Linked DNA regions of Homo sapiens: region 1 is linked to region 2. Evidence: chromatin loops called from intact Hi-C (ENCODE). Cell type or tissue: dorsolateral prefrontal cortex. All regions are shown on one strand. Links, peaks and the distances in the headings refer to the core of each region. The heading gives the core; the rest is flanking DNA. Region 1 has its middle 61 kb from the start of JAK2. Region 2 has its middle 21 kb from the start of AK3.

Region 1 (2,915 bases), core at 150-2,649, 160 kb before region 2:
ATTTCTCTATCATTTCACCTTTTCCATTTGCCTTTGAAATTTTCCAGAATTTCATATAAATGGAATAATACAGTATGTAGCCTTTCGAGTCTGGCTTCTGTCCCTCAGCATAATCCATTTGCGATTCATTTGTGCCACATTTATTACAGATCATAGTTTGTTCACTTTTATTGTGGACTAGTGTTCCCTTGTTTGGAGATTCCATAGTTTGTTAATCCATTCACTAGTTCAAGGACATTTGAGTTGTTCTCATTTTTGTGATTACAAATTAAGACACTATAAACATTTGTGTACAGGTTTTCATGTGAATATGTTTTTATTTCTCTTGAAAAAATACTCAGGAGTGAGACTGCTGGTTCACGTGGTAAGGGTATGGTTAATTTTATAAGACACTACCAGATTGTCTTCCAAAGGGGCTGTACTATTTTGCATTCCCATTAGCAATGTATGAGATTTCCACTTGCTCTGCATCCTCATCATCGCTTAATATTCCCAGTTATTATTTTTATTTAGTTATACTAACAAGTGTGTAGTAATATCTTGTGGTTTTAATTTGCATTTCCCTAAGCTTGAATTTTTGGCAGGTGTCATTTTTTAGAAAAAAAAATTATTGAAAATATTATTTAAAGAAACAATAGAATATAAAAAAAGCTTTAGAGTTTTTATCAAAAAGTCATAAGAAGATATCGTCACAGTTTTTGCTTTGGAAGTGTGGTGTACAGTCAAGCAAGGGCCACGTATCTTCTTTTCTCCAAGAGACCATATACTAGTTCCAGCTCTGCCACTCTGCAGCTGTGAGACCATATCCTCCAGAACCTCATTCCTCATCCAAAAAATGAGGGTTGAACTACATCAATTTTTCCCGGCTTTGGCTGTATCTTGAATTCACCTGGGCAGATTTAAAAATCCTGATGCCCAGGCCACACCTCAAGCCAGAAATTAAATTAAATCAAACTCTCTAGAGATCGGACCCAAGCATCAGTATTTTAAAGCTTCCCAGGTCATCTCATGGGCAACCAAAGCTGAAAAGCCCTCAACTAATCTCTAATTGCTTCGAACCTCAAAACTTTTTTTTTTTTTCTCCTGAGACAAGGTCTCACTCTGTCACCAAGGCTGGAATGCAGTGGCATGACAAATGCTCTCTGCAGCCTCAAACTCCTGGCCTTAAGTGATCCTCCTGCCTCAGCCTCCCGAGCAGCCACTGTGCCCGGCCAAACCCCAAAATTACATTAGTCTAATTTCAGCTTTCTCTGGCCTATTTAAGTCAGGACCACTCTAATGGAGTCAGATGATTCTTTATTGGGGGTGGGGGGATCCCTTATGCATTGTAGGACGTTGGGCCGCATCCTTTGCCTCTACCCACCAGATGCCAGTGGCACCATCCCTGCCTCTCAGTTACCAGCTGTAACAACCAAAAATGTCTCTAGATATTGTCAAATGTTCTCTGGAATGGAAAAATCTCCCCTGATGGAGAACCACTGCTTTACTGCATGCCACAGTACACCAAACACAATTCAGCGGAATTTAAAAGCTTTTATAATAGCAACATATTCTTCTGTGTTTTATCCTATCTGCTAGTGCCTCCACCCCACTTTTCTATTAAACAAACTGAAACTCTGTCTAGGCTTTAATTTTTAGGTTGAGTTGTCAACAACCAGCAGAGGGCACTTCTAAAAATGGATTGATGCTTCTAAGTTCTGAGCCCCAGCAGGTGGTAGTAAGATAAAGGCAAAAGCCCACGGCTCGGTCCCATGACCCCTGAGTGTGGGATGAGGGGCCGCAGGAGGAAGACAAGACTGAGGGCTGAAGAAGGGATTTGAGGAGAGAAGAAATAGTAGAGCAGGGGAGTTGTCAGGCCAAGTAGTCAAAGATGTCAAAGATGTAACAGGCCCAGTGAACTGGAAATTGGTTCTAGGAACTAAAAGGGATTCCAGTTAGGTGGAGAGCTGAGGTTGCATCTAGTTTCCTAGAGGGACCTAGACTTCTTTCTCCTTTTGCCTGGCCTAACCCAACTGCCTCTAAAAGGGAGTGTGTGACAAAGCTGTAAACAACCCCACTCCACTTGTGACCCTGTGAGGGAGCCCAAGATATCACATTGTAACTGCCACATTGCATCACAATTACAACTGCTACAATGTATTATGCTCTGGGTCTGCCATACGGTTTTCTGGAGGGCCTAAAAGTTCCAGTAGTCTTCTCTCCAGGTTCCTGTCATGCTGGTTTTGTTATCATTCTCAGTAAAATGTCACCATTGACTCCGTTTTCTTGAGAGCCATGAACTCTTCTAAAAATAGGTCTAACATCAGCTTTCATTACATGCCTCTTCTCATGTACCACCAGGCTTGATTTTCCCTCTGTTTTCTTTCTTCCAACAACAACATATTCCAAAGTCCTTTCAGAGGCAGCTTGGCCTGATGGTTCAAACAGTTCTTTTCTGACATCTCTTCAGTCTTCTGGCAAAATTAGAGCAGTGCCTGGCTCACAAGGAGAAGAATGGCCACCTAAGACAGTGTAATTTTTTTCCCGAAAATATACTCATCACATATTTTCCCATTTTAAAATAATATATAGATAGTAGAGAAATTTTGCAAAGGACAGAACAGTAGAAAAAAATAAGATAATCCCAGCCAGGGCCATTCTAGATGAGCCAATGGCCAGTGGACTCTGTGTCCACTTGGCTTGGCAAGCCCAGCCAAGATCACCTAAGCTCAACCTGAATTAGCAAAGCTACATAGACTCTTGAATTAAACAAATGTTTGTTTTGCATGCTACTGAGATTTGTGTCATTCTGTTTTGAAACGTGATTGTGTCAATAGATAATTGATACTAAAAAGTGTGGTACTGGTGTAACACAACCTAAAACTTGTGACATTTAACTTTGAGATGAAGCAGTAGATGGAGGCTAAAAAAATGGT
Region 2 (2,915 bases), core at 283-2,782:
AACAGCGAGAAACTTTGCTCCCATTATCCTTAATATTGTACATTTACATACATGTCCTTGGAGATACCTTTCTCTCCCCACTGGGACTCCAACACCCTGTGGCAGACTGCCTCTCTGCCGGGACACCCCTCACCACAATTGGGTTCTGACACTCTGGCCTGGACTTGCCCCTGAATGTATGCTTTCTGATCCTGGTCAGGTTCCGGCCACCACAGCTCACCTCCACCCCACTCATAGCTGCCTATCTTGCTCGACCCTGCACCTGATGACTTTTGCACCTGATTTTTCAAGGAAGGAAAAGAGGAACTATATAGCTTTTCTCTTATTACTTTTAAGCACTTCCATTTCATTTATACTTGGTCATTCAGAAATTAAGAGTTATTTCTACCATGCACTATTCTTAAACTCTGTGATGCCTTTAAAGAGTGCCTCTTCAGTGAGACTGGGTCTATGCTGAGAGTAGAGGTCCTGCCTCCTCCCCCTTTTTCCTGTCCACCACATTCCTCTGTCTGCCCAGAGTAGGGAAGGCTGCAAACCCTCCCCCCGCCTTCCTCCTAGGAGGTCGCTGCCTGAAAGCTCTGTCCTGCCCGGAGGAAACCAGCTCAGCCTCCAGCTCTGGCCTGGCCTGATAGTCTGCCAGTAGCCAGGCCAGCTCTATCAGTTCTGTGCACGGGGATGCCCTGCGCGGAGGGGAGGGAGGAGGGGGAGAAAGAGTTGCCCGTGGGGCCTCAGGCCTTTGCTGTGCCTCAGTTCCCACACCTCAGAAGAATAAAGTACTCAACCCAGAAGAAAGACTCGGGCTTCCAGACTTTGGTTTGTGAGAGCAACGACATTCAAGGGTTACTCACGTAGACATTTAACAACCCGTAAAGGGAACTGGATGACAGAAATTACAGGATGGCTCCACCCTCGCGAAATGACATATTCATTTGAATGCTTGGGTAATTTCACAACAGGCAGTGCTGGTGGGGAGCAGGTTTTCCTCACTGAAGATGGAAATAAGGGTAATTGCTAATTTCCTTCCCCTGACCTTCATGACCTGCCCAGCTGTCTGCTGCCACCAGCCTCCTTCCACGGCTTTTCTTGTCTAAGGCTTCATGCCTTAAGAAATCAATTTACTCAGCTTTGTTCTGGGCCAGGTGAGAAAAAAAAATCAATGTATTCATACAAGTGGGACAATTGCAAACAAACGGAGTAAGAAAAAATAAATTCAGTTATGTAGTATTTGAGGCTTGAATTCGAGTAAATCAACCAAACTTCCTCCTCGCTTCAGGTAAAAGCATTTGTTGTTGACACAGCGCCACCTGATGGCAACTGGAATCTTGGCAGGAAATAGTCACCTGTCATTCCAACGTTATGCTGCTCATTTCACCTTTTTGTGTGTGTGTGTGTGTGATGGAGTCTCGCTCTGTCGCCAAGGCTGGAGTGCAGTGGCATGATCTCGGCTCCCTGCAACCACCGCCTCCCGGGTTCAAGCGAGTCTCCTGCCTCAGGTTCCTGAGTATCTGGGACTACAGGCGTGTGCCACCACGCCCAGCTAATTTTTTGTATTTATAGTAGAGACGGGGTTTCACCGTGTTAGCCAGGGTGGTCTCGGTCTCCTGACCTCGTGGTCTGCCCGCTTCAGCCTCCCAAAGTGCTGAAATTACAAGCGTGAGCCACCGTGCCCAGCCATCATTTCACACTTTTTTATTTTTAAATTTCAGTTCCCTTTCAAGCTCTAGACTCTTTCATTCAGAGTCCATTCTCTGTGTGCTTATGGTAGATGCTAAAGGTCTAAGAAAATATGACCACTTCCTGTCTAGTGTGGTGGCTCTCAAACTTGACCTTGCTCAGTTGCTCAGGCTGGAGTGCAGTGGTGCAATCTCGGTTCACTGCAGCCTTGACCTCGTGGGCTCAGGTAATCCTCCTGCCTCAGCCTCCCAGGTAGTTGGGACCACAGGCGGGAGCCACTATGCCTGGCTAATTTTTGTTTTGTTTTTGTTTCGTAGAGACAGGGTTTCGTCATGTTACACATACTGGTGTTGAACCCCCGGACTCAAGCAATCTGCCCGTATAGGCCTCCCAAAGTGCTGGGATTGCAGGCATGAGCCATCGCCCCTGGCTGAGAAAGTTTTAAAATGCAGACTCCTAGGCTCTGCCCTGCAAAGACTCGGAGTTGGTGGGTCTGGGGTATGTCCCAGGAGCTTGTGTTTAAACTCCTCAGGTGATTCTGAAACAAAGAGTTCACAAATAACATGTTGAGAGGAACTAAAGATGGAGAAGCAGACTGGAATTTGCAGTCTGGAATTGTTACTGCAATGTAATCTGGCAAATGCCACAAAGTATGAACAGGTCTGCTAGGGACACAGAGAAGGGATGCCTAATCAGACTAAGGAAAAGAATAGAGAAGGCTTCCCAGAAGGTAAGACTCTAGATGAATAAAAGTTGGTGAGATGAAGAAGGGGAGCAGGGGAATCATACATAGGGCATAAAATATGGAAGTTAAGAGGGCATGAAACTCCATGGGCCCTGAGAGCAGTGTGGGAGGCTGGAAGGAAGGAGAATGTGGCAGTGTCAGAAAATGAAGGGCCTGGGGCCAGGGACAGTGGCTCACATCTGTAATCCCAGCACTTTGGGAGGCCAAGGCAGGAGGATTACCTTGAGGTCAGGAGTTTCAAGACCAGCCTGGCCAACACGGCAAAACTCTGTCTCTACTAAAAATACAAAAATTAGCCAGGTGTGGTGGTGGGCGCCTGTAATCCCAGCTACTCGGGAGGCTGAGGCAGGAGAATCACTTGAATCCGGGAGGCAGAGGTTGCAGTGAGCCAAGATAGCACCACTGCACTCCAGCCTGGGAGACAGAGCAAGACTCTGTCTCAAAAAAAAAAAAAAAAAAAAAAAGGGAAAACGAAGTGCCTGGAATACCAAGCTAT

Evidence for each region. Peaks named below come from ENCODE experiments on the same cell type or tissue, not always from the same donor. Only the 100,000 strongest peaks of a DNase experiment are listed, where the experiment ranks them.
Region 1: a loop joins it to region 2, with 5 times the contacts of the local background. A loop is called at or near these places in 46 of 110 quality-filtered maps.

The regions. Positions count from the first base shown.
Region 1 is chr9:4,923,163-4,926,077 of GRCh38, reverse strand. No RefSeq gene overlaps it. Among named protein-coding and RNA genes, the nearest start is that of JAK2, 61 kb to the left of the region's middle. RefSeq lists enhancers at 1,681-1,740, 1,761-1,920. In dorsolateral prefrontal cortex, for the core only: a CTCF peak has its summit at 1,656 (motif pointing right); no DNase peak of the experiment used is centred there.
Region 2 is chr9:4,761,114-4,764,028 of GRCh38, reverse strand. No RefSeq gene overlaps it. Among named protein-coding and RNA genes, the nearest start is that of AK3, 21 kb to the right of the region's middle. RefSeq lists an enhancer at 162-1,100. In dorsolateral prefrontal cortex, for the core only: a CTCF peak has its summit at 1,274 (motif pointing left); a DNase peak (open chromatin) is centred at 1,328; H3K4me3 peaks cover 1,097 bases; H3K27ac peaks cover 1,098 bases.